Linked DNA regions of Homo sapiens: region 2 is linked to region 1. A link is a loop called in an ENCODE intact Hi-C map of the cell type or tissue named here. Cell type or tissue: PC-3. All regions are shown on one strand. Links, peaks and the distances in the headings refer to the core of each region. The heading gives the core; the rest is flanking DNA. Region 1 has its middle 240 kb from the start of LINC02516. Region 2 overlaps LINC01091 (long intergenic non-protein coding RNA 1091).

Evidence for each region. A loop is a pair of places that touch in the nucleus more often than their neighbours do. Peaks named below come from ENCODE experiments on the same cell type or tissue, not always from the same donor. Only the 100,000 strongest peaks of a DNase experiment are listed, where the experiment ranks them.
Region 2: it touches region 1 in a loop (8-fold over the local background); 4 of 110 quality-filtered maps call a loop at or near these places.

The regions. Positions count from the first base shown.
Region 1 is chr4:124,319,473-124,324,866 of GRCh38, forward strand. No RefSeq gene overlaps it. Among named protein-coding and RNA genes, the nearest start is that of LINC02516, 240 kb to the right of the region's middle. In PC-3, for the core only: CTCF peaks have their summits at 2,971 (motif pointing left) and 3,170; no DNase peak of the experiment used is centred there.
Region 2 is chr4:123,669,837-123,675,230 of GRCh38, forward strand. All of the region lies in intron 3 of LINC01091 (long intergenic non-protein coding RNA 1091), which reads left to right. Among named protein-coding and RNA genes, the nearest start is that of LINC01091, 23 kb to the left of the region's middle. In PC-3, for the core only: no CTCF peak of the experiment used is centred there; a DNase peak (open chromatin) is centred at 3,235; H3K4me3 peaks cover 559 bases; H3K27ac peaks cover 1,292 bases.

The DNA.
Region 1 (5,394 bases), core at 97-5,096:
AAACTACAGGGCATTAAGTGAAATAAGTCACACACAGAAAGACAAACATTACCTAATTTCATATGTGTAATCTAAAAAAGTCAAATTTAGAAGCAGAAAGTAGAATAATAACTGTCAAGGGTTAGAGGTTGGGGAAAATGGACACATGTTTATCAAAGGGCAGAAAATTTCAGTTATGCAGGATGAATAAATTCTGGAGATCTAATGTGCAGTATTGTGATTATAGTTGATAGTGTATTGTATGCTTGAAATTTGCTAAGGTTAAGTGTTCTTACCACACACAAAAGATAACTGTGAAGTGATGGCTATTTTAATTAGCTAGATTTTTGGCAACTTTGTCAAAGATCAGTTGACTGTAAATGTGTAGATTCATTTGTAGGCTTTCTATTCTGTTCTATCCACTTGTATGTCAGTTTTTATGCCAGTACTATACTGTTTTGATTACTGTAGCTTTCTAATACATTTTCAAATCAGGAAGTGTGATGCCTCTACCCTTGTTCTTCTTGGTCAAGCTTGCTTCGACTATTCTAGATAGTTTACGGCTCCATAAGAATTTTATGATGTTTTTTCTATAACTATAAAAAATATTTTCAAAATTTTGATAAGGATTACATTAAATCTGTGGATTGCTTTGGGTATTATGGGCTTTTTAACAATATTAATTCTTCCAATCCACAAAGATGGGACATCTTTCCATTTATTTATATCTTCTTTAATTTCTTTCATCAATGTTTCATTGTTTTACGTGCATAGATCTTTTATCTCCTCAGTTAAGTTTATTCCCAAGTAGTTCATTTTCTTGATGCTATAAATGAGATTATTTTCTTAAATACAATCCTAATCTTAAATATAAAGATTATATTTTTGCCAGTCTTAAATTGTTTTTCACATCAGTCATTGTTAATATACAGAAATGTAAATGTTTTATGTTTATTTTACATTCTCCAACTTTCCTGAAATGTTTATGAGTTCTAACATTTTTTGATGGATGATTTAGGATTTCAGGATTTTCTATATGTAATGTAATGTCATCTGCAGGCAGAGACAATTCTACTTCTTTTCCAATTTGGATGTGTTTTCTTTCTTTTTTCTGATTATTGTTCTGGCAAGCAGGCTTGATGTTTTCGTTAATTGATTCTCCAGAGCTATGTCAGCAAACTATAGCCTGAGGACCAACTTCTGTGTCTGCCTATTTTTGTAAATAAAGTTTTATGAGAACATAGCCAAGCCCATTTGTTTACATATTATGTTTTCATACGATTACAGCAATGTTGATTAGTGGCCCAAAGTTAAGGTATTTACTATCTCTTCCTTTTTGAAAAAATTATGCCAATTCATACTCTACTGCATGTTGTTTGTACATTTCTTGCCACCTCATTCTGTTTAATATAATGGCAGTGACTTGATTTGTCTCATCCCTTGAGCTGAACTATGTAAAAGAAGCACAGTAGAAACACTTAAAACCTAAAAGATGTGGATTAAGGAGCTGTCAACTTCAAGACAATGTCCTGCAGCCCCCAGTACTTACCTGTTGTCTTTTTCATTACATGGAATAGGTGGATGTCGATACATCTCTATGAGCAGGTGTATTTGTATAAGTTAGTCATCTTCTGAATCTCCTATTACAGAACCAGGCCCATTATCAATCATAAGTGTATATTTTTTGACTGCTTCTTATATCTCTTGCTTTCCTTAGTTTTCTTTGTCATGAGGATATTTGATAGCCACATGCTGTGACAACAAAACAACTGGTTAACATAACAAATCCAGTTAAATGTTTGCTTTTTTATATGATGACTGCTATTGAGTTTTAATTTTTTGGCAGAAAAATTTGATTTTATTTTTACCAAATTAATCTGTCTTTTTTCTTTCCCACTGGCAAAAATAGAATCCTTACTCTAGAGTGAGTAATCTTTACTCAATCTTTACTGAATAACTTTCATTTGACCTATGTGTAATCACAGCAGAAGTGCTTTCTCCAGCTGAACTCTTTATTTAAATGACAGGGGTTACGCAGTATATATATGAAAGAGATGAATATCTTCATGCTCCTGCTGAAAGGAGAGAGTGCTTAGCCTGGACCTTCTTCCCACTGCCTATGGAGACCCCACATGGCCGCCTGTGGAATCCCCAGAACTACGTAGGGCACACTTTTAAATCTACTAGAGCTAAGATTTAAATGAAATTAGTAAATTACTCTCTATTGGGGAGTGGCATGTATTTGTATGGTTTAGTGTCTAGAATTACATGCTAAGAAACACTGGCAGGACTTTATTTTAAAAAATAATAAACTGTTTTCAGCTTTGGAAACTTCAAAAAATATTTAAGCACCATTTATCAGAAAAGTCAAACTATTGTTCATCTTCCCATCACTTACAGATATAATCAAGGCATTACATTTTGCAGTACCGAACTTGTTAAAAAGCCATATTTCTAAAAATCCAAGTAACCATTTTGCATATGAAGAGAATACAAAGTTCTGCTGAATGCTAATGTGACCCAGAAATAGCATTACCCTCTCCACATATTGGTTTGGCACATTCTTTTACCTTTAAGTAGAAACAGCAATCAAAGTGCTTGTAGCCATTTCTGAATCTTCTGTCAAAGTTAAAATTGCTTTGTCAATTTCATAAAATGGAAACATTTTATGAAATATTATTTTATTTCTCCTTGGCCTTATCATCATTCTTATATAATAAATATATTACTTGTCCTAATATAATTTATTTAATAATGTATATGTGCCTATAACCATAAGGCAATTCTTAGCAAGGTGTCTGGTTACAGCATATACTCAATAGGTGATCACATTTGTTGTCCTTGTTTGTAATAACTTTAGAGAGCATCAGAAGACTAGAATATGAAAACAAACGGAGCAATACAATATGCTCTACACAAAAGTAATCCTTTGCCATAAAGAGCACATTTTCGTAGACACAAAAATGGAGGTCTACCCTGCCATCTAGTGGATATATTGGGAAATAAAAAAATTTGTTTTTAAGGTTTCAAAGGAAGTTGCATTACATTTCACCAAAATGTTGCATTTTTCTTGAGCAAATAGCATCTGCTCTCTGTATTGCTTTCAGCATATTCTGTGAAGATTTATGCATGAATGAAATAAGATAATTTTCAGAAATCTTGGAAAAAGTGGGACTTGAGGATTACAGAACAGAAGCTAAAAAATTACAGTGCTTAATGAATGTTTTCACATATGGAACATCACAAAGCGAGAGTGAGAGAGGAAGGAGACAAATTGATGCCCGTATCGAGTTGTTTAAAAGAGGGAACAAATAAAAAAGAAACTACTTAGCAAATTTTTAAAGCTTAAAACCAGTCCCCAGGGTTCAAGGAATTATTCTCTAACACATGGAAAGCTTGGCAAAGACGGAAAATATCTTTTGGAAGAAATTTCAGTGTCTGGAAAGAGAAAGAAAAGGGAAGATGAAGAACATGTGATGAAAGAAAGCACAGCATTTATGAAGAATTCGGCAGCTCTGCAGCTGCTGAGAGCGGTGTCTGGCAGTGGCAGTTTTCCTTAACTTCACCTCAGAGCTGTTGGGTTTTGGTGGGAAAGAAAGCATGTTTAAAGAAAAACTTTCAATAAACTGGATGCAAAAAGTTTGCATTACCTTGTTAAAATGAAATACTATCAAAAGACTAATGTAATACCAAGCAAAGTGAATCTCCGGCCAGTTTGATGTCTCTCATGTTTCTGCTTGAGTATATGCATAAGATGTACGTGCCATAGGCCTTGACTTTAAAATGTTTGTGTGATATTGTATAAAAGATGTAGATGATAAACAAAAGAAATTTACAAATACTATTTGAGCTTTCAGAATGATGTGAGACATATTTCTACTAGCGTCCGTTGAAAATGTTCCAATGTGTTTTGCAAAATAATTTTTTAGGAGGAAAACATTGATTAAGACATAGGCTGAACTGTTAAAATTATTAATAAAACTCATCTGTTTGTTAAAAAATTAACAATAACATGGCATTGATTTTATTCAGGATGTCAAAATGTGTTTTTATGATTATGCATGTTTATAGCTTTGTCACACAAGTGACATGAATTCTCGGCAATTAAAAAGGACTTGAATTTCAAGGCACTTTAGGAAGATGATCTGCTCCTCTAGTAGCTCTGCATTTTATCAAGTTATGGTTCTGGAGTAAAGCACTGCAAATTTCAGACCTCCACCTGAAGAAACGGTAGAACCATTTCTTGTTTGTATTGTTTTACAATATTATTACCATGAGACCACAGTAGGGAACTTTACTTTGCCTACCTACCGAAGTGTTATATGTGGATATACAAATTTAAAGAAGCAGAGAAAGATTCTATTACAAAAGAAAAAAATAGTGCATGGAAAAGAAGACTGCCACATCACCCCTCATTACAGCATACAAAGAGTTATTGTGTGAATGTTCAAACTTAGTAACCTCTGCCAGTTGAGCCGCTGGCCTGTCTCTTGGGCAGTTTTTGATGGGCCTGCTAGAGCTATCCTATCAGAAGGAATGAAGAGATTAACAGGAAGAATAGCAGTTTGATATTTTAAAACTTTTGATAGCCAAGTCCATTGTGCTATTCATTCCCAGCATGTTTAGGACACTTTGCAGAATATCAGATAGGAAAATAGTTCCCCTACAGGAAGAGGGAGATCTAAAAGGTAAGGACCCTTAGTTTGGGAACAATATTCTTGGGCTGGCCAGAGGTGAGGGCAGATTGAATTCTGATCTAGCTCATTAGTGATTAGTGCTAGAGTCTTAGAGGGGAAAAAGGGGAGGTTGATAATAAATAGGAATAAAAAATAAAAGTGGAACTATTCACATTGATTTATGAAATGGAGATAATACTTTTTGAGAGCTAACAGACAGCCCCCCACTTTCTCCTATTTATAGCCTTTTGAAAGGAAGAAAATAAATGGTATTTCATGGAACAGACAAGCTGGAGGAATTGTGGTCTTGCAACAGTACAGTGGGTTCTTTAGATGGTTGTGATGACCTAGATACATTGGGCATGGCTAGAGACTTCCAGCCACCTGAGAACCAGGAAGGCAGGTGGCCTTGTAGAGCAAGCCTAAAGTCTGTGAGAAGAGGGACTCCAGAAACTTCTCTGTGACAACCTCCCATTGTCTTACAATAATGTGGCCCTGGGTGTTATAAACCTGCCATGTCATCTCTTGCCCTTAGAAACAGCTGACTGAACCAGAGGTGGACAACTAACCAATGTTTAGCCAATCGGACTCTCTTTTTCAGAAATTTAGAGTTAGAACCACTTCCAACTTGGACCTAATGCTACAAAAGTCTGGACCTCCAATATATAAACTGGAAAACTGTGCTTGATCCATGTTTTTCCATGTGGACAAAGGAGCAGAGAAAGAGTCTGCAGAGGGA
Region 2 (5,394 bases), core at 299-5,298, 650 kb before region 1:
TTAAAGCCCATTCGTCTATGGGCATCATTGATAAGATAACCAAGGTGATTTAAATAAGTAAAAAGTTATTTCAGTTGGGGCCTTGCATATGTAGAGGGGAAATGAAGAAAGTGTTCTCAAGAACTCTGAATCTCAAATCTCACAAACTCCCCACTCTTCCAGTTTGAACTGGACACATCTGTATGTTAGGCCCTAGATTTTACAACTTTATTGCCTTTTCTTTGGACCAGTTTTATGGGAATGGCCTGTGAAACAGCACCTATGCAGAGTAGGGAAAGCTAACTCAAGATAGAGGCAAAACCAGAGAAATCAGGTGTTTACAAGGAGTCAAGAAAGTATTTACCTTTTAAGAAGGGCAAGAAATTGTGGTGAAAATATACTTGAATATATTGAATCTATATTTACCTTTCTAAGCAGGTTATACTTCTCAGTATATAAACATTTGGAACCGAGGGGTTCCAATCTGCATTTTCTTTTTTTCCCCCTTTTATTTTATTTTACTTATTTATTTATTTTTATTTTTTGAGATAGAGTCTCACTCTGTTGCCCTGGCTGGAGTGCAGTGGCATAATCTCGGCTCACTGCAACCTTTGCTTGGACTACGGGTGTGCGCCACTATGCCTGACTAATTTTTGTATTTTTAGTAGAAATGGGTTTTCATCATGTTGGCCAGGCTGGTCTCAAACTCCTGACCTCAGGTAATCCACCTGGCTTGGCCTCCCAAAGTGTTAGGATTATAGGCGTGAGCCACCATGCCCGGCCCAGTCTGTATTTCAAAGATTTGTCTATGAAATGGAACAGTCACACTAAACATACTGCAGTCATACCAATGAGAAGGCAAAATAAATAAATAAATAAATAAACAAAAAATACCCCCCCCCCAAAAAAAACACCAAAAAACCAAAAAACAAACAAATGAAAAACAGAGAACAAAAACCAACACAAAAACCCAAGAACTAGCTGGTGGATTTGTCATTCTTGTATGAAAATTTCTACTTGCCTACAGTGATGGCTTTCCTGCTTTGGGTTTTTATAGTATTTGGCTTTTTGTGAGATTCGTATATTTAAAATAAAATTTAATATCTATTAAATATTAAAGCTACTTGCTGGCTAGTAGTTTCAATAATTTATTATGTATATCTTGTACAATGTCCTAGTTTCTTATTTTTTGTTTTTCTTAGAGCCTCGTAGAGCTTAGATTAGAGTGAGCTGAGTGAGGCACTCAGCTTGGAGACCCAATTTAAGGGGGTTTCAAATACCTCAATAATGAAATTTTAATGAAATATTTAAAAAATCAAAATTAATGCAAAAAATCCACGATGAACATCTTATCAAAATTTTAAATAAAGACAAGACCTACTCTGCACTTGAACAATTCTGTCTCATTCACCTCACCCTAATCCTGGCCCTGGTTCCAATGAAACTTAGTTTAAAAACAAGCATCTAGCCCCCGGGGCATAGTTTATTGGTTAGAAACAAAATCACATTAAGCTCTTATTGATTACTGCATTTTCTGGCACCCCTTAATATTTTGCATCCTAGTCCTGGTCCTACCTCTCAGCTACCCTTAGAGTTGATTAAATCCCACTGTATTACTTCTATAGGTAAAGTTTATGTGAAAGCTCACAGAGGTGATAGGACTAGCCCAGGTTGAGCAGACAAGAAATAATAGGGTTAAACTTACCATGGTTTTATGTCCTCTATCTTCCCAATTAAATTCCTTGAGGATAATATTTTCGGTTCTTATTTCTTTCTGTTATACAGTGCCATGAGTAAAGCAGTCTCCCCAACCCCTGTACTTGTGATTGTCCTGCTATCTGCCTACCATCAGTTATTTGTGTGACCTTAAAGGAGCTGCGTAGTTCTTGTTGTCTACATGGCATCCCAATTCTGGGTAAATTCAATGAAATAGAAAAGAAAAGAGTAGAAAGCAAAACAAAACCTTTCCCTGAAACTAAAATCCACTTTCATCTCACTTACATAGACAAAATAGCTGACTCAGTATTTGAAATTTTTTTTAATCAACTGGTTTGTAGTGATGTATGGATACAAGCAGAGTTCCCTAATACTTAAGACAGATTCATCTCCTTAGTAGAAGTTAGTAGAATTAATAAATAATAATTGAATGCTGTCCACAAAAGACAATGTTTGAGCTGGTAATTATTAGACCAGGTGGCTAGTGTTTCTTCATTTTCTCAAGAGGTGGGAAAAATATAAGAATTTTCAGTCTAATAACAATTATATAAAATAGCACAAGGTATGGGCAGGGGCGTGTGTGATGGCGGGAAAGCAGTGGGGAGGGAGGAGTTGGAAAAGAGGAAAGCACAGTCATCTTATATGGTTTTTTGGTTAAAACTATGAGAGATTTGTGGGTTTCACATCAGTCAACTTTCATTATTCTTGTTCCCATCTTCTCTGATTCACATGGTTTCAGTTTCTTTTGAGACGTCTTTGGTTCAAAACTTTATGGCCATGAAACAGAGTTTTAAAAACAGTTTAAAATTTTTTTAAATTTTAAAACTGTTTTAAACTGTTTTAAAAACAGTTTAAAATTGACAAAAAGTTTTGGAAGCAATCAGTGAGTTTTGCACAACTTTACTAGCAGTTATTTTTAGTGTGAAAAATGGTGCTATTCTATGATAAACATGGGTTAGGAATGTTTATGTCATTATTATGTAGCTACTTAGAGAAATAAGACCACAGTGTTACATATGTTTGTTGGAAATGGAACTTATTGGAAAGTTAAAAGGTGGAGATTATAATATATATACAATATGTGAGAAATATATTTTTTATATATGAGGAATATATTACATGGAGGCATAATTTCATTGTGTTGAAAACAGCATTTGCTTAAACTGGAGAAGAGATAGCTATTTTGCATTCCACAAATTGTATTTAATATTACATTTAAAAAATGATAACTTTCAACAGTTTGAGATCTCTTTTGAAGCCCAGATATAATTTTCATTGTGACAAAATAGGATGAAACAGGAAAGTTATTGAAAGATAGCGTTGATTTAAAAAAGAGGTAAAAAGTATATTTTCTTGTGGAATCAATTTTATATGGATGGCATAAATTTAATCCTTTGACTTATTTGTCTGCTAATCCTGTGATACATAATAAATTCATAGTTCAATTAATTGGATATATTGTATATAGTGACTCATTTAAGGAAAATGAGCTATCATGATCCAGAAGTATTTATGGGGTGACTAAAAGTTCAAGGTGCTGGCTTTACAACATCAGTAAACAGACTTTATACTTCTAGGAACTTAGATCTAAAATCAAAAAGAGAAAAAAAAGGAAGATGACATCAGAAGAAGGTTAAGCAATCAAAAAGTAATCATGCAAGACACATACCGGATGCAATAGAAACTAGATAATCACTCATTTCACAGTTCATTAATAAATATCTACTGGAGGGAGGAAAGGAAAGAAAATGTTTTGAGTACCAACTATTACCAGGCACTGTAACAAATACTTTATATTCTCTCAATTACGGTGAAATGGAGGGCATAAGGCCAAGGCATCCGAGAGAAATCTGAACATATGAGGAAGAACATTAGCTTTCATTCAGGAGGAAAACACATGAAAAATAGGGAGTAGGTGACTGGGCAGAAGTGGAAGGTTTTTAAAAGGTAATTTTGGAAAGTTGGCTACCTGGGACTGTACTGTGGAGGGCTCTTTAGCACAAGCTCAGGCATGCTCATCTTTATGTAGGTAAGGGAACCTGAAGTGTTTTTCAGCAGAGAGAATGTAAATGGCAGACACGATGGAGCCTGGCGAGCCATGGGGCCACGTGGAGATAGGGGGAGAGGAGAGTGGGCTTGACTTTGAAGACAGCGTTCTTACATGGCTCTATAGAAGTAAGTTTTCTTTGAATAGCCCTGACTAGTAGTGATTTTATTCATTTAATTATCAATAATTCAGAGCCACAAATATTTTCTCTGGCTTGCTGTCTATCTAAAAGCATCTGATTGTGAGAAGTAAATGTCGAATAAATAAAATGTTAAATGTTTAGGATAGGCCAATGTTTAGAGTCAGTTGGTGGTGATGTTCAAGGAAAGGTACACAAGAGTGTTCCTCTTCTCTTCCTCCTATTAAAAACAATTTCTTGAGAGAAGTAGGAAGCAGGAATTTCCTGAAGTGAGGAAGGGCAGACACCTGTGACAACTTGGCAAGCGTGAAGATATTTGCACCCTCCATTTCTGGTCCCCATAAATGCTCTTCAATCACTGCAGGCACGTCTGCCTCCTCCCCTCCACTCACACCACTCTTCTGAAGCTCCCTCATAAAACCCTCCTTTCTTTTTCCTTATCCTTCTTAACATCTTGTGGCTTTTTATGCAATTGTTCACCTCCTCTCACCTCTCCAGCCAGATTTCTCTTAATCATCCCACATCTTAACAGGGGTGATTCTCAGTCATCAACAGTCAGTATGATTCTTATATCATTAACATTCTTGAGAGTTAAATAGTTCCAGGAGATTGAGATCACTTAACTTTGCTAAGACCTCAAAAGCATACTATTTTATCCATAGAATACAGTTTTTGGACTGACTGAAACATTTGCCAAAATAATTAATGAATTATTTCCATGTAGATTACAAGTCTTAGTTTCAGTGTCATCCATTCGGGTAGGTGCTCTCTGACCTTTAGGACAATGTCAGGCCACTTAGTGACATTAAGATGTCTTTTAGTAAGGCACCTTTTACTTCTTTTATAATAGTCATCTCATTTCATATTCGTTTGTACCTCATTGAGGATATAAACTGTGTCTTAGGTATTGACAACTGTCTCTCCAAGATTTAGCCCGGGTATGTGTTAAGAACTCAAAGAATACTTTTTTTTTTTTTGGTTAATTGATCAAATGCTATGGACCTGTTCAAGTTCAAGAGATGCACTTTACCTAATATTTAATCTACAGAGCATCCTTTTTAGATATTCTTGCTTTTGCTTTATTTCCTCATTCATGCATCTAATTCCCACTTTCTCTTCTAGGCCATTTTTCTTTATAAACTTTTTTAAAAATATCACTCTATGAGCATTACTATGTGCAGCTAAGGAACAGACAGCAAAAAATCTGTGCTGAGCTATGCATGTAAGGCTTGAGGCTTGGCTTACAGGACAGTTAATCTTTCGGTCTTGGCAAAATTTCAAATCACCATGCATCTTGGGCCTTCAAATTTACTCACAAATTATTGGTACTACAATCTTTAATCTTATACTTTTCATATTAAATGCACTCTCTTCAGATTTTTTTTTCTCCTGGGAAAGTCAGTGGCTGCAATTTTCACCTGTGTATCTCTAAACTTACACCGCTAAGCCTATTCTTTCATGTGAATCCAGCCCCACATCTGATGGCAGCAGGATATTGGCTTTGGTTTGTGAA